Linked DNA regions of Mus musculus: region 2 is linked to region 1. A link is a loop called in an ENCODE intact Hi-C map of the cell type or tissue named here. Cell type or tissue: gastrocnemius. All regions are shown on one strand. Each heading gives the region's core, and the rest is flanking DNA. Links, peaks and the distances in the headings are about the cores only. Region 1 holds the start of Mir6391 (microRNA 6391). Region 2 overlaps Gpr180 (G protein-coupled receptor 180).

Region 1 (11,435 bases), core at 1,394-9,393:
CATGGTTCCAGTTTGAAAACAATTCACCCTGAAGTACCAGGAGAAGAACTTTTGGAAACCTCATGACATCAGAGCCAGTCACTGATGTCACAGATGCTGAAGAGATCCACTCTGAGGCCATGGATGGGAATGAGTTAGGGGCCTGTGTGAATCTAGAGCTCCACCCACAACTGGAAATTTCCAATTGTGTCAGTACTATGCCGAATCAAAGAACAGTGTCTGGGTTATTTTTATGTTTTTTAAAAAATAATTTGTTGTCTAGGGCTATTTAGGCTTATGCTTGTGAAGATGAGATTTAATAGAGGTCCATAGAAGATAACCAACAGATGCCTGAGGAGAAAAGAAACTCCTCTGCTTACTTGTTGGAGGCCGAGGCCGGGGGACTGAAGCAATCAATCACTGGTCTGTGGCCCCTCCAGATAAGAGCAGAGAACCTCAGTCTGCCTTAACCTCCCACCCTCTACTCGGCCCAAGTCTTAAAACAGATGCGTTTTCACCTGTTTCGTTGGGCCACACAGTTTATAAAACACAACTATGAAAGCAACCCAAACCCCAAGTTATGGGAAGGCTAAAAGTCCCCTTTCACGAACTTTATTGGGTGTTTGACCTTTCCTCTCCTCAGTTGGTAAACATCTAGGGGCCAGAATCATAGATTATGAATCACAGCTTCTGAGGAACCAGTGTTGGCTTTTCCATCCGGGCCCTCCCACTCTGTGGACTCGGTCTAGAGTGATCTATCTGTGATCTCTTGTCAGCTGCTCTCAGGAAAGCAGAGCTTGATTCCATACATGCGCTAACTATAAAACAAAAGGCTGCGGTCATATCCTAATGACCATCAATCTCCATTGTTCTCCCTGGGCGTAGTTTGGGGAGATGAGACTGCACCTACAAAGCTTTCGCCTGCTCTATCAAACCAATATGCGTTTACTCATCAAGTACAAAGTGCCCGATCTTGAGTCAGGGAAATGTGGTGATGAAATAACAGGTACGTTTGAAGACAGCAGGAAGCACAAAGCTAACACAAGACATGGATTTTTAACTATAAAAAAAAAGCAAGCAAACAGAATTCTAGTCCTTACTGACTTCCACACAATACCCCATACTATGCTTTATTCCAGCCAGACTACCCCTAGCTTCAATATTTATTCATGATGAACTTGGTACAGAACTCCAACCCATTTTCTCTGGAAATGTTGCACAAAAGCGGAACTTACATTATGAACATTCCTCAATATAATTTTTGCTCGAAGCACTTCTGGCTCTAGAACTAGCATTGGGGAGAAATCTTTCAAAATACAACACTGTAGGACCTTGCACCTTCAATCCCAGAAGGCAATGGCCAAGGAATGCACACATGCCGAGCTCTAAATGAGCTGGAAACTCAAACAGCACAGATCCCAAATCACTGGATGGCTCACAGTAGATGACACACTTAACATCGTAGGCATAGAACTATCCGCCTTCACAGAAGACATTCACAAGGCTAGCATTAACTCACATACTAAATACTATAAAGAATAACTATCATTCTAACAAGAACTATGATAAACTGGATAGAAGACCAAAAAAATATATATATACTTTATGTGAGATAAAATGTCACAGGCTCAATGATGCCAATATTGAGATTTTTCCCCCGAGTTTTGTTCATTGCAAAATGAGTAACATTTATGATAGAGTGGACAAGGATGAAATATAAATATGCATGTAATATTTAATATATGCCTTAGTGGAAAATAATTTGAAATAATTAAGCAAAATGTCATCCTTTTAACTTTCTGTAATACAACATGATCATCATTTTGAACAAGTTAGCAGCTCCCCAAATCTTATGTTCTAAATGTTCTATTTGACAACTGTGAACACAAAGCTAGCTCGTTCTCTCTCTCTCTCTGTCTCTGTCTCTGTCTCTCTCTCTGTGTGTGTGTGTGTGTGTGTGTGTGTGTGTGTGTGTGTGTGTGTGTGATACTCACCTGCTAGTATTTCCATGCCCAATTTATCATGGAGAAAATCCACAAATAAAGAGCAATAGGAACATTTTAGCAGGTTTAAAACCGTACACTAAAACAGTGTAATGTGTACCAGCTGTAGAAAAGTACTATAATCATGTCAGTTAGAGAGATCACTGATTAAATAACAACCGCAATCAGATGTATGTAACTATGTAACTATTTAAACTTATAACAAAGGCTTTTATTATGCTATTAGCAGTAAATGGGCAACGCCCATAAAATATCACTTAATATCACCCCCCCATAAGAGTTTAAGTACATATAACCATTGTTATGTGGAAAAAAAACATTATTTTTAATACGTGACAACTTGACAGGAATTAATTGCCACACCTACTTCAAACCATTAGCTATTTCAATTCAAACCAGAAAACATAATATTTACGTGGCTATTGAGGATCACGATGATTAACGCGATCTTTTATGTAACCCTTCTGTACTCGCTCACGTTTGTTATTATTAACAAGGAAAAAAGGAGACAGGGAATGTGTGTTTTTGTTTTGCAACAAAGCTTTTCTGCCGATGACTAAGTTCTTCCTTTGAACAGAAAAGGTCTCTTTACTTAACTCATGTACATGTAAATATATTCTTTACAATGTGCATAAAGCAAGGAAAGGGGTTGTTTGGTTTCTTTTTTCTTTTTTCTTTTTTTTTTTTTAACCCATGGGCCTTATGCCAGAATTAAAGCCAACGTGGGCAGGATGAGTCCACGGCAGCTGTCAAGACGCCGTTATTCTTATTTTCAACTTCTTACAGCTCATCCGCTCTCAAGGAAGGGAAACTGTCATCTCTTGTAGCTGTATCCACGGCAGATCTCACTTGAAAGGAAACACAGGGGATGATCTGGCACAAACGGGCATCTCACCCGTTTCCAGCACCACCGCTGAATATTTATGTCGGTGCCAAATGATGACTCCGGTGAGATATTTTAACACGAAGCCGTGCCTTGTAAATCGCCTGAATGATGCTGTGTCAAAACACCTACCATAAATCAGAGGTTTTAAGACCAGTATTTCTTGTTTAAACATGCTACCTGCTCAGCAGAAGCACTTGTGTGAACAGGCATAGATTAATGTGTGCTAAGCAGAGCCATTTTACCTCCACATGTATAGAGCTATAATTTAACAGGCCTATTATTGTCAAGGTAATTTTGACAGTGCTGTATTATACTTGTTAAAATATGCATTTAGCACTAACTCCAGTGGTCACTGGGACTGAATAAACACACGGGTATCCTGCAATTAGATTTCTTCTCTATTGAGGACTTTCTTCTCTTGCTTTTCTGGCAAAGACAAGGTGTGTTGACAATCGGTTTCATCAATGCTGCAGCAAGACAGCCTTTCTGATGGTACACTCCCATGTGGCTTCAACTCTCTTCTCACTTCCTCAGGAGTTCTTTAGCAACTTACCCCAGATTCTGAACGCTCTCTTTCTGGGCTGGAGAGCCAGGAAAATATTAAGACCACTGACAGCCCTCCTCCCTGACAGCCCTCCTCCCAGCCCCTCCCGGATGCAGAGCCTAATTCAGAATAGTTTATGTTTGTGATGTCATCGACAAGCCCAATTTCCCACTCAGTCGAGCTGAGAATCTTAATCACTATGCAATCTCTAGAGTTTTTTTATTAGGATGGGTAAGAGAAAGTCTCTCTTAAAGTCTAGGACTATTGGTGACATTCTCAATTTAATATAATTCACATTAAACATATATAATATAAATATATGTTTAAATAACACAAGTCAGTGTACTTCTTTCCCCTCTTTTCCAGCATTTTATTTCTCACATACTCAACCAAAAATGGTGACTCGGAATTGATACTTTTGTTTAACATCATGTGATGCTGCACACACCAGTGCTCACGCACATGGCAGAAAAATCGGCCATGTGAATAAACACACTGACCACCACCCCAAGATTAACGCTGTGTCTCCCAGAGAAAACAGACAAGCCCGTCAGCCGGCGCCAGCAACTCTCTTTCTCCCACGCAGACTGACAAATGAGTAGATTTCTGTGAACCTGAAGTTGATGCTGTCAGCCATGCGCCTGACCAAAACTGGGCAGCAGAAGACGGGACCACTACCAGCCACTCTCCCGTTTCCAAAAGCAAAAGGGGATGTTGCGTGCCTGGATGGAAAAAAAGGACTGTGGCTTCGGACATCGTGGAAACCAACCTCAAATTCAGTGATCGTCTCCTCTCCCACCTCTCTCCCCCTCCACTCCCCTCCCCACCCCCGAACCCTCATATTTTGAGAGGAAAACAGCACTAAGTCAGAACTGACCCTATAGGAATCAAATACATCCAGCCGAGAGGACCCTTTCCGCCTACTCCTGCGTCTAGTGTTGAGTGGGGAATCGGAGTGTCCTCTGAAATGGTAGGTGTTCCCAAGAAGCAGGTAAGGATTTCTTTAATGCACCTTAGGGAAACTGGGCTCGTAGGTGACTTCACAAATAAAAAAACTCTTCTGAATTAGGCTGTGCACCCCGGAGGGGCTGGGAGGAGGGCTGCCGGTGGTTTGACTAATGTTTCTGTCACAATAAATGGCCAAAAAAGAAAATGCTTTTTAACATTTTCTGTGGAGTCTGACAAGGTACAAAGGCAGAAACTAGGAAGGGGGAATTTCCCAAGAAGGCTGTAACAGCAATCCCAGGTCTCGCTGGGTGAGCGCTCTGGGCTCTGCGCCTGCAATTCTGCAGCTCACGCTGCCCCCTGGTGCTCAGTGTCAGAAGTTCCCGGCTCCAGGCTCCAGGTTCCCGGGTCCAGGCTCCCTGGCAAAGCAAACCTGCTGGGTGTTGCTACTTGCGTTAACACCCTTGACCAGAGTTTGTTTATAAACATCTTCTTGAACTGCAGTGCTACACATGGAAGGTAAATGTTGGTGTGGAAGATCAGGGCTGCAGCTGAGATATGAGGCCCTGTAATGGATGTAAGAGCCACCTCTAAGTCACCTCAAAGGAGAGGGGTGGGGAGCGCTGAGAAGAAGGAAGAGGAAAGAAATCAAGAGGAAAAGGGGAGACCTGGCTTTTGGCAATCTCGGGCCAAAAGAAGAAACCTGTATCTTCAGGTCTGACCCCACTCACTCTCTCCGTTAAGTACCACTCAGTGAACTTGGGGTGAAGGCTCGGTAGCCAGTGTTTTGAGCAGCGTCCAAGGAAAACCTGGGTCTCTGGACAAGGGCAAAGGTCACCCACTGATCAGCACCAGAGCGGAGGGTCTGGAGGACATGGGCCACGAGATAGCAGTACTGAGTAGGGAGCATGGCAAGTCCCATGACTGTAAGACCAAGACACGTCTAAATTACGGCACATGGTCTCTGAGAATCAGAGGTGGTGAGGGGCTCTGCAGGGGCAAAGCTATGAGGCCTCACCTCACGTTTCTGTAACATTGTCCTCCCGTGCCTCACTTGCTGGACACTGGATGCTGGCAAGCATCTTCCTAGTTCCCTCACATTATCTAGACTCTGGGAGGATGCCCAGATGCAGAGATGACGAGGCACTGCAGCTGACCTCAGGGGCTCCTGGGAGCTGTCTGTGAAGCAACACCTTCTAAAGACACGTTGCTTGTGTCTTTACATTGCTCAGCCAACACGCTGCGTAGCCGAGACGGCATGACACAACAGGATGCTTCTGTACCCATTCTTGTTACATAAACCGCTGCAGTACATAAATAATTAATGGTATAGATAGACTATAGATAGCATAATCCATAGGCTGTGTCTCTTCACCATTTTAAAATGTGCAGAATTTTGCTCATATGAAAACGTAAGTCTTAAAAAGTTTTAAAATGTATTTTATTTTAAATACTCCACTAAAAGAGGTAAACAATTCGTGTTTACATTTCTGTCATGTAAGGACTATGTTTGGGGTTCATTAGGGCTCTGTTTTCATTGAAGGAAAAAAATCCTGCTCATAGACTCAGGACAGAGAAGCCAAATGAATCCTTCTGACTTGACATAAAATTAGTTACCCAGGATTTAGACTGGGCCCTAAACCCCTCAATAAATAAGAAAATTGGTACAAGGAAAAGCTTACGATTCTCGAACATGAAGCACCTGGTTAGTAGGACCGGGAGCAGAGTCACAACAGAAGAGCACTGCCTGCTGAGCGTTCCGGGTGGAAGTATAACTCTCAGGTCTAAGCCGAGCAGCGACATCGATCACAGCAGCAAATCCTCCAGCTAACTTCTGACCACAGCCCCAGCCCGACCGCGTGTGACAACTGTGGTTCACAACAATCACGTAAAACAGGAAAGGTCGGAATTCCACCCTACGGGCAAGAACACTGCACTTCCGGTGAACTTCCAGTCACTGTTCTCAGTCGCTGGGAACCGACAGTGGGGCTGAAGCCACTTGGAGCACTGAAAATCTCTCACCTGCTTAAGTCTTAGTTTTAAATATGATAGATACAGACAGTGTCCCCATTTCACGTATGTGAATGCCAAGGTGCGGGGACATTGAGTACCCGGCCTATGAGCACTGCCACAGCCTTAACCAGTGATTCTCACAGGGAGCCAAGACAGCCACAGGCACCAGGGTCTGTACTTCCCACCAACACATCCTACTTCAAAAATTGCTCACCTGACACTATGCAAATGCTCTGCTCTTGATCCAGCAGCTCCTTAATGGCGGCTGTGTTACCACAGTCCTCCGTGACAGGTCCCATTGATTTCCACCTGCATAAACAAAGCTGCCCGAGCCCCACCTCTGACCCCCAGGTGACCACGGTCTGTGAGGATGACTAACGCTTTCTAGGAACTTGGACCAAGGAGCTTCCTGCAGAAGCAAATGGGTCAGAGGACCATCATGGGGGCCGCTATCCGTTCATGCAAAGGCATGATGTCACGCAACAAACGCGTACTTATAAGCCACAGAGTTTAAGGTTATGGAGAAGGAAAGTGGGGGTTGCTGTTCATTTTTAAGACAGTGTTAAAACGAATGTTGTGGTGCATGCCAGCGTCTCAGTACTTGTGAGGAAAAGACAAGAGAGTTGTCATCAGTTCAGGGTCAGCCTGGGCTACATAGTGACTTCCAGGCTGCCCAGGGCTTCATCAGTTCAGGGTCAGCCTGGGCTACATAGTGACTTCCAGTCTGCCCAGGGCTTCATCAGTTCAGGGTCAGCCTGGGCTACATAGTGACTTCCAGTCTGCCCAGGGCTACAGTAGCAAGATACTACCTAAAAATACCAAATAACGAATATATTTATGTTATATCAAAATAAACAAGATAAAATAAAATTTACTAAGGGGTGATCACACTTTGGGGGTTTTAGACTTATCTTCATTATCAGTCAGGTCGAAGTCCGCACAGTTCACGAAAGGAATGGTCGCCCCCAAGACAAGAAGCAAGCACACAGCCCCTCATTTCCGGCTCAGAGGGCGGTCCTTCTAGTGAGACTCTTTAAAAGGGGGTACAGGCCAATGTTGTGTACATGCAGTAGGTGTCTTAGAAACTGTGCGACTACACTCTGTCCGCAAGTTATGTGGGGGGCTCTGGGAGCCGAGTGACAACTGGATTCACAACTCACTGTGCAAACTGAGTGCCCGTGTGCTGTGCCCCCCCCCACACACACACACCGAGATAAGTCCATGCAGCTGATATGTAGATTTGCTATTGGAGGAGAGAAGTATTGGGGAAGCTTACTGTAGAGAATGGGCAGACACGCAGAGGGACTTCCTCCTTTCTCAAAGACCAGAATGCCATCAGACCCTCGTTGCGTGAGTACACGCCTTAACAAGACACATTTACTGGGGAGCTCGGCGGCTGACTTACCGATTGGATTTCTGTCGAAGAACAACACGGGAGCCTTCAGTATGGACTCAAACATCCTGTTGTGCAAAGTCTGGGAAGCGTTCACAAGGATATAGAACACCAGTAGGGATCTCGCTATGCCAAAAAGGACGGTGACCGCAGTTAGACCTGAAATAAAGGAAAGCCAGGATCCTGAGGAAATGACACACTTCCTTCTACAACCCGACAGTTTATAAAAATATCTCTGATCTTCCCCATAAACATCTAGGTTCTACATAAAGACGATGCACATTTATGAGACACACTGACAAAAACTAAGTGGTTTTTTTTCTTACTGAATAGAAAATACCTATGTGCAGATAAAGTATAAACTACAGGCTTTAAAAACAAATTGCATGTCCTACTAAGCACTCAGAGGAAAGATTTCTGCCTGCATATCCCAGCTGGTATTTACAAGTCCCCCAATCTAGCACTGTGGTGGGTTCTGATACCATCATGTGGTGCTCCCCGGGAAGAGGGTCAGACCGGTAAACCCTCCTTGTAGTAAACCCCCTGAGTGGCTTTAAAGAATTTGAAAATATCACATTGGCTTACACACAGGAAAACTTTGAAACGGTTGAATTGTGAGAACATACAAATCATGTTTTAACATAAGATAACTAAATAGTAAACTAGTCACTCAATGCATGTCTCATGGAAACATATCACAGTTTAAATGAGCAGTGTTCAAACTCTGTGTTGCATTAAGGCATTCTTGAACCATTCTGCACGGATAGGAAGTGGAGAGGCATGGTGTGCTGTGTCATGCTACACACAGGAGGCAAGCATTCTATCCTGAGCTACCCCCTAACTCTGCTTCCCTAGTTTCCATTAGCTTGTAGCTCACACTGCTACAAAGACCGGGAAGAGCTGATGTGGTAAACATGTTGCCTTCTAATGAAGCAGCATTAACCCCTGGAGCTACTTAATTCTAAAACTCCATACAGCTGCGTTTTCCTTGGCCGCCCAGGCTACTTGAATAGATAATGGATCTATTTCCCTTTAGGGTTCGCACAGTCTGCCGGTAGGGACGGTAACCAGTCAGTGGATTTAGGTTTCTTAGGGAGACGTCAACAAAGTAAGTTCTAAACCTGGGTGAATGGCTTCTAACAGCGGTAATTCGTGCAAGCCAAGGAAAGCCTGTCTCCCGTGGGAACACTTGAAATTTTAGATGAGGATTTTCTTTTGAAAACTAACTCTATACTTTTTCCAAGCACTCTTGTGAAAACAGAGTGGGGTGTTAATATTAGTCGGGCAAACCAAATGTTAAATGAATCACACAGTCGGAGACGTGATAACATTGTTGGTCTCAAGGTAGGAAAGAGAAGGAGTTTTAATTCCTGCACACTGGGCCTCTCCCTGCTTAGCTTCCCTCTTCGGTAATTAGTGAAGCCCGAGAGATGAGCAGTGTGCTGTAGGGAGCTTTGCATACCTGTGAGGGGATAATGATTTTATTTGGGGGGCCTTGCTGCCAGAGGATTCCATCCAAGTTCAATAAAGGCCTGGGCTTATTCAGTCAGAATTGGAACAATCCAAGCCACAGGGTGGGGATCCGTTTCTAATCCCCCTGCCCATTCATATAATGATATAAGATTTAGCTAAAGCGACCTATTAGAATAGACAATAGTCACATATTTCCAGTGGTTGGTTTTCTGAACGCTCAATCCTAGTTTAACTTTCAAAATCCAGTACAGAGCAAATTAAGAGTCTTCATTCAACCTCTTTCTCCGGGTAGATTTAAAAAAAAAAATTATTCTAATTAATTCACAGAGTAAATGCGACGGAGTCTCCTAATCTGCTAAGACATTACTGAATTACTCCTAGGAGCTCTGGTTACTCACACAGGCCCATCGTAAGCACCTCAGGCCCTCAGATAACAGATCAAATGGCTAAACGTTACCTGCGTAAATTCCTAAGTACCAGCTGAGGTCTAGGGTCTCCGTTATATTTCCATTCGCATTTCTGGTGTTGTTCAGTGCACCTTGCTTGTTCGCCCTATGGGTGGAACATGGGAGGGAAAAAAATTACTAAGGTATGGATTTAGGTAAAAACAAAAGGAACCTAAGCTTAGGAGAAAGGCCTTGTGCCAGAAAGCAATTCTCAGCTCACACAACGCTTTCTGCGGCTGCCCTTCAAACTTTGACCCCTGACGTTCAGTTCTCAAGGTGCAGGTGGTGACCAGATATGGATAAAGAGTGGTGTGGGTCACACCCCACCAGCAAGCCGTCACTTTTCCTCTTCAAGGGACGAAGGTTAGAATAGAAGGCCTAACAGATCCCACCTCTTCCTAAAACCTATGGGAAAATGAAGCTACTACCTATAGATCGTAGAGCCTTTAATTCTGACCAGAAGAACTTACCAGTGGGAAAGCCACCAGTCCTGAAGAACATAGAAAACCTGCGGAGGGAAGCGAGACACAGCGTTGGCAAGACTTGCGTGACTTCCAAACTCGAAACTCAAAATGGCTGAAGACGTGGGACGGAGAGGAGGGTCCCAGAGCGTTCATTAGGATGGTCAGCTGGCTCAGGCTGTGCCAAGGCCAACTTCCCAGACAAGGTGTTACCTCTAAGCTCTTACAAGGTAACCCCACTTTTTTTCTTCTATACAATTCTCGACTGCGGTTAGCAACACTCTGGCTGCTCCCTGCCACACAGCACACCCCACTGTAAACCCATGTGTGAATATCCTGAGAGGGCACAGGTGTCATGATGTACCTGGCCCACCATGTTAAGCAGCACAAGGAAAATGATGAAGAACCAGGATGCGCCCGCCGAGAAGTAATTCTTGTAGGCCTTGAAGCCGATTCTCCCTTCCGAACGGCTCTCCTCGGGTTGCACTGCCTGCGTGTTCTCTGCCTGCGGAAGGTAAGAGGGGCTGTAAGCGAAAGGGAAGCACAAAAGCCTCCGAATGGTGACTGCAGGCAATGCAGCAGGAAAGCAGGCCAGCGTGGGAGAACAGATCGGCGGTAGGGCGCACACTTAACCCACAAAAGGCTGTAAGCTCAAAGGCAACACCGAAGACACCAAGAATGACCGAATGGCTCAAACTGCTAGCCAAGCGGAGCAGCCGAGTGGAAACATCTACAAGAGAGGGAGGATAACACATCCATTTATGCCGGGATCATCCAAGGTGTGGAGACTGGGGATGTGGGCAGCGAAGACAGCTGCAAGTGTAGTCAGACACAGCATGTATGGGTTCTGCTCTCACAAACTGAAAAGGATTCGGAGGGGGAAATAGTTGTCTGTACCGAACATGCATGGACACTTTTCTTGGCCTCTATTCCCCAGTAATTCCATGTATCAAGTGTCGATACAGTATTTATGTTGTATTGCAAATTATAAGTAATCTAGGGAGGCCGTGAAATATACAGAAGTACCCAGGTTATCTGCACACATGATGCATTTATATAAACTTGAACTCCCTCAAACCTTGCTATCCTTGGGGGTCCTAGACCCAAACCCATGCCATGTCAATGCCAAGAGATGGGATGGCCAGCCTGCCTGCCTTCCTTCCTTCCTTTCTCCCTTCCTTCTTTCCTTCCTTCCTTCCTTCCTTCCTTCCTTCCTTCCTTCTTCCCTTCTTCTCTTCCTTCCTTCTTTCCTTCCTTCCTTCCTTCTTCCCTTCTTCTCTTCCTTCCTTCTT
Region 2 (11,435 bases), core at 2,259-10,258, 440 kb before region 1:
TTGTTTGGAGTTCTAGAATCTTGTTTGGAATCTAGAATCTTGTTTGGAGTTCTAGAATCTTGTTTGGAGTTCTAGAATCTTGAGAGTCTGTTGCCTAGAGCACACAACTGACTTTTATTGAAATAGCTTGATAGGTTTTGCTACATTGTCTCGGTCTCCGCAGACACATTCATGCCTTTATGCTTTCCTCGGTCTCCACAGACACATTCATGCCTTTATGCTTTCCCGGTTCCCCTCTGTTCCAAAGTTACCTGGTCCAGCTTAGTGCTGGTGAAAGTGAGCAGCCGAGGGCTCAGCGGAGCAGAAAGACTCGCTGTGCACGTGGTGAGATAGTCAGCAAGTAGCTTAAGGAAAAGTTCTATGGCTTGTTCTCCAAGATGAAGCTCTCACTGGGCGTCTGTGGCCTGACCAGGCTCGCTCGCCTGCGCTTGTTAGCACCCTCCTTCTCAGTGTTGGAAAACGTGAGGGTAGGCAGATCATCAGATGGTTTGAGGTCGTGCGTGAGGGTGGGAAGACGGTGCTCTGAGACGAGTTGGGCTGGACAGGATGGTGCTGTATCCAGCGTCCCTCGCTCGCTCGCTCAGGTGAGGCTGAGGCACTGCAGCCATTCTCTAAGCATTCCCTACTCAGTCTCATCAAAGCGTCTTTAAGGCTTGCTTTATAATCTCCACATTTTCTTGTAAGTGTTCACCATCTGCTACGTGTTCCTCTAAGAGTCTTCTTTAAGTGGACTGACCTAGTTACCCACCTGTTGTAAAATTAGATTTGAATTCCAGTGTGAACAACACAAATTGCCTTCTTGTGACTGCTAGAGGTAGAGCAAAAGTAAAATCCACAGCTGAAGAGAGACAGACGTGGCTTAGAGATGAGCTGCTTAAAAGGAAAAGCAATACTAATGCCCAGAGTACACAGCCAGCGTTGCTATCTTTAGAGTGTTTTATGGACGGGCTCGGGGAAGGCTTCCTCATCCAAGAGTTCGTTAAAAGTTTGAGTCATAGGTTTTTAATGTGTTAATCCAATCATATTTTTCTCTCTTTGTTATCTTAGCTTTTTCTGGGAGATATATTTACCACTGAATAATGTCCTTTTGTCCTTATATTTTGATTTTTTTCGTAAATAGTCACAGTTTTCATAATCTGTTATATAATGAGTAGTAAACTCTGATCCTGTAATGGGTACTTTACAGAGTATTACAAATAAATAACTTTCAGTAGATGCTTTGTGGAATTGTTTAATATGAAGAAGGAAAAATAAGAAACAAAAATGAAGACAGGGAGGTGTCAGGAATTTGGCTGACCCACAGCTGCTAACATTGGAAGCATCTGCGCTTCCTGCCTTGTTCCAGTAATCAGCTCAGGGTCATAGTGCCGCTGTTCTACGTGCAGCCTGTCTCCTGCCAGCTACCCCGCTACCCCAGCTACTCCAGCTACCTCAGCTACCCCAGCTAACCCAGCTAACTCAGCTACTCCAGCTACCCCAGCTACCCCAGCTAACTCAGCTACCCCAGCTAACCCAGCTAACTCAGCTAACCCAGCTACCTCAGCTACCCCAGCTAACCCAGCTAACTCAGCTAACTCAGCTACCTCAGCTACCCCAGCTACCCCAGCTATCTCAGCTATCTCAGCTTCTTCACTGCACTGAAACTATGAGCTCATCACGTGTGTGGTAGAGCAGGAGAGACACCCAGTGGTAAGAGAACTTCTTGCTGATTTTGGATCTCTTGCTGGTGGACCCAACATGAGGAGTTTGAGCCTTTTTTTCTGGGATATCTGTTTCCTGGTTTGCTTTTCCAAAATGACTTTTTGGATAATAAAAGTCTTTTCTTCATTAACTGGCATTTACCCCAAATGGGAAGCTAGAGCAGTCTCAGGATTCTCACTGGGGTGGGAGCGAGTGCAGCTCCATGCACAGACCTGGTCGAGAGCCCTGTGTGCTCGCCCTCATTGCACCCTGGTGTTCAGTGTAGGGTAACAGCCCTGCTCTTAGGACTCCTGTGAATTCAGCAGAGTGTACGTCCGTGGGTGCAGCAGCCACAGAGGAACAGTATCGTGTGAAAAGTGGTCAGTACTCAGCACACGGCACACGGCACACAACATGGTATAATACCTGTTTATACAGCATTTATACTGTACTGGGGATTGAAGATCATCTGCAGATGGTTTGGAGTTGTATAGCAGATATGCATTGGATTTTATACATAAATACCATGCATTTTATTTAAAGGAGTTCTGATGTCTAAGGGCTTCCTGGTACCAGTCTCCCTTGGCTTGAAAAGAAAGACTAACTTAATTCCTTAAACTCAAAACTATGAAATTCCCAAGCTTCTAACTTGAAGTGTATTAGAATTTTTTTTTTTTTTGAAATTTCACAGATGAAAACTCAAGTCCCAGTCTGCTTATTGTAAGGTCCCGTGGGCACTCCAGGAGACCAGTGGCAGAGGGCACATCATGGCGTCTTCTGCTGCATTCTTACTCGGTTCTTACCTATGCCAACAGTCTCCTTTGCTCATAGCCTCTGCCCACTCAGACGTCATCACTGCTGTGTGACTCTGGCCTGGTCTAGGTCCCAGCTGCAGCTCTCAAAGCCCACCTTCTGTGTGCAGCCATTTGACTTCTGAGGGGCAGTATGGCTCATCTAACTTTGTTCTTGGCTATTTGGATTGGTGGCTAATTGTTTGTTGTCAAGGTTCTTTGCCAAAATGGAAGTCAAGGTTAAACTACTGGTGACAATAAATGTTGCTGGCGTTCTCGGGACAGCCGTGCACCCTGAGCTTACGAGGTGTCTCACTGAACATTGAAGCCACAGCTGGCTGCTTTCACGTGAAACACTTTTGATTATCCCGTGAGTCTTCGTCCTGCCTTGAGGGATTTTGTTGTTTCACGGGCTGACTTTACCTAGGTTGTTTTAAGTGCCTTCTTATAGATCAAGCTTGGACCCAAGGCGTGCGCATGGGGAAGGGGACAGTTAGTAATTCCCATCTCTCTTCCTTACATAGCAAATGTGTTCAAGCACTAGAGGAGAAGGAGAAGCAGACGGGAAAGCCGCCTGACGCTGTCCTGTTTTACTGAAGCCAGCCCCCTCTCTTCTCTTCCAGGGCTCCACGAGTTCTTTTTCCTCCTCGTCCTAGTGTACTTTGTGACTGCGTGCATCTATGCGCAGTCTCTGTGGCAGGCTATGAAGAAGGGAGGACCCATGCACACCATCTTAAAGGTCCTCACCACTGCACTGCTGCTTCAAGCTGCTTCAGCCTTAGCTAATTACATCCACTTGTCCAGGTAAGCCAGCCCCAGTGCTCATCACACAGCCAGTTCACCCTAAGTAGTCCGCAGGCATGCTAGCTTTGATTGTGAGCATTTCTCACACTGGTAATTTACACTGACGCTCTGCTCTGCAACTACTCAGGTACTCCAGAGATGGGCTAGGAGTGCCTCTCATAGGAAGCCTGGCAGAAGGTGAGTAGGTTTCTGAGCATGCTTTCAAAGATAGATTTGCCATCTTGTTTTTCTTCTTAAAAAAAAAATCAGTCAATCAAACAAACAAACAAACCTTTATCTTCAGCTGGTGTTGTAGCTCGGTAGTAGAGTACTTGCCTAGCATTGAATGCGGACCTGGGTTTAATCTCCAGCAATGTGGAGTATGATGACGGTGATGGTGATGATGCTGTTGGTAATGATTATGATGATGGTGGTGGTGACGATGAAATTATTATTTTTGCTGTAGTGTAGTTTTCTGCTTCAGTTTATCTAGAACTAAGCTTAACTGGAATATAGACTATAGATTTAGTTCTCAGATCGTGTTTGATCTTACTTCTTCATTGTTTATTATCCACAGACACTCCCTCAGTTTATCCTCAGTAAAGGGTAGGTCTGCTTTGGTAATCCGTGTTTTGCAGAGTTGGTGCTCAGAGCTGCTCAGTGTATACTCCACAGGTCAGTCAGCTTGTGAGCGTCAGAGCCCAGCTTTCCAGTCGCATCGCACAGGATTCTCTCTGTTGTAATGTTGTAATTCTCTTTTCTCGTAGACCGACTTTCTCTGTTTCTGATCCAAGGCTAGTGTACTTACAATTAAGCTGACCTCACCTCTTTGTTCTTTCTTTTATAAGAGATACTCTTAGTAAGTAATTTTAAAAATGCTTAGAGGTCTTATAATCATGACATTTTAAAAAGAACTTGAGAGTGAAGTCAGGTCTTGTGCGGTTCTTTATGCTCAGAAACTAAGGTTTGGGCTCTGGAGCCATGTTAGATCACCTGTCCCGTCTTCCTGCAGTTCCTGGAGTCTCGCCAGTGCTGTGGCAGGCGGTCTCTCCACAGGGCTCACTCATCTCCTCAGCCCCCCCCCCCCCCCCGCTCGGTCTCATCACCCATGGTTATTACGGAACTTGAGGAGCCTTTTGTTACCGTGTGACATGAACACGAGGCAGTTGTCCTTAGTGAACACCGTCTAGACCTTGGCTTCCCTCTTTCTTTTGCAAATGCATGGGCATTTCAGTGGGATCGTGCAGGCCAGAGCTGCAGAGATGGCTTAGGCAGCTGGGGAGACTGACATCTGGAGAGGCAGGGTGCACACCACAGACCTTAGCAGAAACCTCTCAAAACCAAGGGTCAGTGAGGACTTACTGAGGAAGCGCTGGGTGCCTGACTGTGTTCCTGTCAGGTCTGGGCATGGAAAGGCTTTTGTCTGCAGCAAGGGCTCTACCTCCAAGCTATATTCCTTGGCATTGGAGGGTGGGGTCTATTTTGTGACTGTCCTTGAGCTTGTTGGGTACCGTAGGCTGCCCTCAGACTCACTCCTAACCCTGGCTGGAGTCCTTGGGTTAGGTGTGTGTGACTGTGGCGTGGGCCCCACCTTGCTCTCTGCAGTAGCTGTTGTTTTCAACTTTAGTGAGCTGATGTTGCTAAGGATTGGTAATTCTTCCAGCAAACAGTTGGCTGTGTAAGTGGTTAAGAAAGCAGTTGTGGCCGGGTGCTGGTGGCGCACTTGGGACGCAGAGGCAGGTGGATTTCTGAGTTCGAGGCCAGCCTGGTCTACAGAGTGAGTTCCAGGACAGCCAGGGCTACACAGAGAAACCCTGTCTCGAAAAACCAAAGCAAAAAAAAAAAGCAGTGTGTGATCTGTGTCTATGAATATTATCTTCATTAATATATAGTACACATTTATAAAATATAAATACATTTATAGATAAAATAGCAGGCAGCTATGTTCAGCCACAGTGAGCACAGGTTAGCACTCCCATCACTGTACAACCTGGGGTAACGGGTTACAGCACTCCATCACTCTGCACAGTGAGCACGGGGTACAGCACTCCATCACTGTACAGTGAGCACGGGGTACAGCACTCCATCACTGTACAGTGAGCACGGGGTACGGCACTCCATCACTGTACAGTGAGCACGGGGTACGGCACTCCATCACTGTACAGTGAGCACGGGGTACGGCACTCCATCACTGTACAGTGAGCATGGGGTACGGCACTCCATCACTGTACAGTGAGCACGGGGTACGACACTCCATCACTGTACAGTGAGCACGGGGTACGGCACTCCATCACTGTACAGTGAGCACGGGGTACGGCACTCCATCACTGTACAGTGAGCATGGGGTACGGCACTCCATCACTGTACAGCGAGCATGGGGTACGGCACTCCATCACTGTACAGTGAGCACGGGGTACGGCACTCCATCACTGTACAGTGAGCATGGGGTACGGCACTCCATCACTGTACAGCGAGCACGGGGTACGGCACTCCATCACTCTACAGCGAGCACGGGGTACGGCACTCCATCACTCTGCACAGTGAGCACGGGGTACAGCACTCCATCACTGAACAACCTGGGGTGGAAGGGAAGGAGCTGGAGCATGAGGGTCCCCCAGGCGTTTGTGTTCGCTTCTTAAAGCTCACAGAGGGATTCCTTCAGCCGGTGTCTTCACCATGTTAGCTGACTGTATCTGTGATATGTTTAATGACATTAATTTACATCACACTTAAACATTTGTGGTGAAAGAAAAATGTGCTTGATCTGACAGTCTATGTCACTCAAGTGTAGTAACAACTCATTATGTGCATCTGCCGCCGTACATACATAAGCATACATTCGTAAACTTTCCCTGTGGAGACTGCAGACATCTGTTCACCCCCGACAGACAGACACAAGCAACACAGGAAAGCAGTTCCACCCAAGTCTGGGTTGGTGAGCAGTGAGTCTAGTTAGGATAACCTGGGCTAACATGAGCAGCCTACAAGTCTGGGTTGGTGAGCAGTGAGTCTAGTTAGGATAACCTGGGCTAACATGAGCAGCCTACAAGCAGCTATGCCACTGAGGAAAATGCCCCCACTCCCAGCAGCCGTAACTGTACACTCTCAGGACAGAGTGGGCAGTGTGAGCCCCTCCTCACCCACCATGGAGGGAAGTTAGGGGGCTTAGTCTTGTGCAGTTCTCCTGTAACCAGAGCTGCTGAGAGTTCAGGGAGGCAGCGCAAGGCCTGTGCCGTGCCCCGAAGAGAGTGTGTCACAGTGTGCATGTGCGGTAGCCTGTTCATGTAGATGACAGAGCAGGAGGACGTCCGTCCACGTGACATGTGCAGATTTTTGATGTGCAGCTCAAAAACAAACATTACACCCCAGCAGTTTTTCTTTGTACAAGGAATCTCTCTTACTTCGACGCAGTAAAAGTATAAACTGTATGGGTGGCAGTTTATTAAACTGTGATTTTAAAATACACTATAATAGAAAAAGAATACCTTGTATTGTAAGCAAGCAACTTACATTCAAGGTAAATGTGTTTGTTTCTGTGCGGTGTGCTTCTACGGCAGGTGAATTGGGAATTCTTTTACAGTTGAGTTCTCCTGCAGTGCAGGTGCCGGCCACCTGGTGGCGCTAGTCCATGCAGCTCGTCATTTGTCACTAGGACTCTGTCATGTCAGATGTGGTGATGGCTGTGAAATTTCAGTTTCCTAGTAACAGTTTTACAAAGTACTCCCCTATTACAGCTTATCCAGAAAACCTCATTAGCAACCCCAAAAAGGATACTAATATTTCTACATTGCAAAATTATATTTAAAGTTTATTTTTGTCAAAGTTGACCATAGCAATAAGAGAAGGAAATATATAGCTTTAAGGTTGAATATGTATGTGTGTGTGTGTGTGTGTGTGTATATATATATATGTGTGTGTGTGTGTGTGTGTGTGTGTGTGTGTGTGTCTGTATTAGTCATGTATCATTATTTTTGTAACCAATTACAAACTTTATGCCGAGTAGTTAATGTTTAGAATTATTACACACTAATCTTATTTAACTTATTTTGAGAATTAAAAAAAAATGCCTTTCTTATATTTAAAAAGGGGCATTCTCATCTCAATGAAAAATGTCCCAAATTCTGTGGATTGTGGAACTTTATTGACTATGATTTTCGTTTCCCTTTAGTTTTTGACATTGCCTCCCAAATTCAGATGCTGTACCTGCTTCTGAGCCTGTGTATGGGCTGGACAATAGTGCGGATGAAGAAGTCGCAGAGCAGACCGCTCCAGTGGGACTCGACACCCGCGTCCACGGGCATCGCAGTCTTCATCGTCATCACACAGGTGAGCGAGCCGATGACAGCCAGCACGCAGGTGTGCCTGAGGGCGGCCCCTGGGCCAGGAGGACCGTGGAAGTGTGGAGTTAAACTGCAGGTGAAATAATCGCCTTAATCCGGGCGCTGGCATGTGTCGATGGCAAGGCTTGGAATACACTTCTACTGCTTCCTAAAAGTCATTCCCCACTTTTTCTGTTTTCTTAAATAATTTTTCAAAGGATGTCAGCATTTCTTAGTGTAGAGAGATAGCTTAACAGTAAAGAGCCCTGGCTGCTCCTCCAGAGGACCCAGGTTCAATTCCCAGCACCCTATGCTGGCTCACAGCCACCTAAACTCCAGTTCCAGAGGATCTGACACCTTTTTCTGATGTCGGCAGGCAAAAACCATGTGTATGGTATAAAATAAGTTCTATAATCATACTTCTTTGCTGAAATGTTCAAGGTTAGAAGTGTAGTTAAAAAAACAAATGGGTAAAATTTAATCTAAGAGAGGAATAGTGCTTTTAGGTCTTTAGTTTAGTTTTAGTAGTGCTTTTCTAAAAGCCATTCCCCACTTTTTCTGTTTTCTTAAATATGTGTGTGTGTGTGTGTGTGTGTGTGTGTATGTGTCTGTGTGTGCTGCATGTTTGTGGGAGAGGCATGAGTATATGAGCAAGGGTATATGAATGTGTGTGTGTGCGCGCGCGCTTCTTTGCGTGTATAAGATCACAGGCAGCTTTTGTTATTATGGGTTGTGGGCATAGAACTTGCTCTTTACTGGTATTGACGGTTAATGGTTGCTGGAGGAGGAGGTGTAGCCATTGACAAGCTGTCCGTGGTCTCCTCGCCATGTAAGCAACCCTGACTAGTGCTCCCCCTCCCCAACATCAAAGCCATACGGGTGGGGTGGAGAGACCAGGAGGAAGGGGTTCAGGGGGAGGGGTGGGGTGAGGAGAGACTGTAAAGGGGGTGAAAGGCTCAAGTTACTGTGTACATGCGTGCAACTGCCAAAGAACAAAAAGGGAAAGCTTTGTTTAACACGCGCTGTGTTAGATGTGAATACGGTTATGTTCTTGAAGTCTCCTCTCCAGTGGCTCCAGTCACCTTGACACACGTGACTGCTATCACGCTACATCTGTTGTTCTGTATCCGCTCACGACCTCGCACTTTAAGACAAGCACTTTGCCTAGGACAGAGATATTTCCCGAACCCCAAGAATTGCAAGTTTTATGTCCCCGAAGAAAGTTTCCTTTGTGGAGTAGCAAAAGTAGCTTGTCTATTAAAAATTCTGTGCCGGTGAGCGTTAGACAGTGTGCAGGGGTGAGGAGAGCAAAGAGGTGAGCGTTAGACAGTGTGCAGGGGTGAGGAGAGCAAAGAGGTGAGCGTTAGACAGTGTGCAGGGGTGAGGAGAGTGAGAGGTTACGACAACCCCTGAAGGCCAAAGAGCTGGATTCTTCTTGTTGTTTTGAGGTGAGGCTCATGTAGACCAGGCTGGCCTGAAATGCGCAGAGATCTGTCTGCACCCCCCTAGTTCTGGGATTAAATGCATGAGCTACAATACCCAGCCAAAGAATTGGATTTATTGAATTTTATTTACCAAAGGTGTTTGGAAGTGACTAAAGACTCAGTTTTGAATACTAAGCTTACATAGGAAGCCTTAAAGTATATTTGATGATTAGAAAAAGATGAAGTGGTTTAAGCAGTTGGTGTTTAGTAGGGACAGGGGGAACATGGGCAGCACTAAATGGAACAGCGTAAAGAAAACATGCTATACTTTGTACTGTCACAGTAAGAAGGTGGGGTATGTAACTGTGCCGGCTACACAGAGAAACCCTGCCAAGAAAGAAAGAGAGAGAGAGAGAGAGAAAGGGAAGGAGAGAAAAGAAAAGAGAAGAGAGAGAGAAAGAAAACATACATTTTATTGTAAATAGGTTGGGTTTTTATCTAATTATTATTATTCTTTACAGAGCATTTTGCTACTCTGGGAGCAGTTTGAAGACACCAGTCACCACAGCGCACATTCACACCGCAGCTTAGCCGGGCTCTTGCTGATTGTCTTACGGATCTGCCTGGCGCTGTCGCTGGGCTGCGGACTCTACCAGGTCATCACAGTGGAGAGGAGCGCGCTCAAGAGAGAGTTCTACATCACGTTTGCCAAGGTACGGGCTGGGCAGGAGAGGCTCCGATGCTCTGCTTCTCTGCCATCTGTGGCAGTTACTAACGAGTTGCATGCTGTCCATGCCGAGCACTGTGTGGAGCCCGTGTTCCTCCAGCTAATCCTGCCGACCTGCGTGAAGTGGCTGTGAAGCCGTTTACAGAGCCCGGGGAACTATGTTTTCCATGCAGTGTTTGCGGGCCGCTTGCCCTCCCTCATCGAGCTTTTTCCTTATCAGTACTGACTTTCATTTTCTGTTGTGGGATTTTAAAAAGAGTGTTCGTCATCATCCATTAACTGTGTGAACTGTTACGGTTGGAGTTCCAGTGTTGTGTAACACGCGTGAGGAGGTGTCCTTCTGACTAAGAGCATGTGCAGCCGAGGGTTGACCCATGTGCTGCAGGGGCGTCCGCCTCACACTGTGGGTGGATTTGATTCTCGCTCCCAGCCCATCTCTGGAGCGCTTTGGGGTCTCACCGAGTGTCTGAGCCAGTGCCGCCAGCCCCAGCGCCTCTCTGCTGGGGAATTAAACACGCGAGTTCCTCTCTGCATCTCCCTCTCCTGCTCTGAGTAGGAACCCACTGAGCACTTGTCTCTCTTACTGCTCAATCTTGAAAGGGCCCAAGCTTTATAACCTGAAAAGGAGGTCCATTGCCACACTGCATGGGAACACAGTGGAAGGGACTAGGAAACAATGTAAAGTCTCCCTCTCTTCCCTGCCTGGTGCCTCCTCTGCAATGCCCTTCAAACAAGTGAGCCACCAGCCAGGCCTGGGTCGCCTTGCTAAAGTTCCTATGGACATGTCATCATGACTTTGTGCTTTTATTTTTGCAGAAATAGTATCCATTTATAACATATTTGCAAATGTAGTGTCATAGATATTCTAAAAGGTAACAGTTTGGTTAGGGAAAAGAGTTTATGTCAGAGCAAAAATAAATTTCTACATTTTATTTCAAGTTTACTCTGAGGTGCAGTTGAGGCTAGTCAGAACCTAGAAGAGAGAACATTAAGGTTTTTATTCTATGCATATGTGTGTTCTGCCTTTGTGTGTGTGTGTATGTATATGTATGCATACACACACACCATGTTAGATCCCCTGGAACTAGAATTAAGAAAGTTGTGAGCTGCCATATGGGTGGTGGGAACTAAATATGGGTCTTCTGCAAGAATAGCAACTCCTCAGGAGCACTGGTCCACCTCTCCTCGAGGCCCCGAGTACATTAGTAACCTTGCTGTTTGATAGTTGATTCGGGATCTCTGTAGCGCCGGCTGCCGTCAGATCTGCAGTGCGCCACCATGGCCGGCTGGGTTTGGGGTTTGTCTTTAATCTGATGCCTTCTAAGGGACGCGGTTCTTACCTTGTGTGTTTCTTCCAGGGCTGCATCCTGTGGTTCTTGTGCCAGCCAGCGCTCGCATGCATTGCTGTCGCTTTTAATGACTACCAAAGAGATAAGGTCAGTTGTGGTGGCAGGAACGCGGTTGTGAGCATTTACAACCCGTTTAAGTAGGAGGTGCCAACTTAGCCTTTCAGAAGTTTCTTGAGTTCTTTAAAATGCTTTAAAAAATATTAACATTATTGAATCCATAAATTAGAAGTTATAAACATTGAAAAAGAGCTTGAAAATTAGTTTACAAGCAAAATGTTAGAAAGAAGTTTTTTTGTTGGTCTGTTTGCTTTTGAAACAGGATCAGACTACATCGCCTTGGGCCTCAAATGTGGTGCAATGAT

What was found. Peaks named below come from ENCODE experiments on the same cell type or tissue, not always from the same donor. Only the 100,000 strongest peaks of a DNase experiment are listed, where the experiment ranks them.
Region 2: it touches region 1 in a loop (10-fold over the local background); 15 of 42 quality-filtered maps call a loop at or near these places.

The regions. Positions count from the first base shown.
Region 1 is chr14:118,586,987-118,598,421 of GRCm38, forward strand. It overlaps Abcc4 (ATP-binding cassette, sub-family C (CFTR/MRP), member 4), which reads right to left. Exons shown (of 31, transcript NM_001033336.3): 16 at 10,508-10,648; 17 at 10,153-10,190; 18 at 9,694-9,788; 19 at 7,776-7,922. It overlaps Mir6391 (microRNA 6391), which reads right to left and starts at 5,486; the gene lies at 5,383-5,486. In gastrocnemius, for the core only: a CTCF peak has its summit at 4,717 (motif pointing left); DNase peaks (open chromatin) are centred at 2,850 and 4,710; H3K4me3 peaks cover 1,978 bases; H3K27ac peaks cover 512 bases.
Region 2 is chr14:118,150,475-118,161,909 of GRCm38, forward strand. Gpr180 (G protein-coupled receptor 180) reads left to right here. Exons shown (of 9, transcript NM_021434.5): 4 at 3,095-3,275; 5 at 3,403-3,452; 6 at 7,423-7,580; 7 at 9,519-9,710; 8 at 11,083-11,160. Among named protein-coding and RNA genes, the nearest start is that of Gpr180, 19 kb to the left of the region's middle. In gastrocnemius, for the core only: no CTCF peak of the experiment used is centred there; a DNase peak (open chromatin) is centred at 6,868.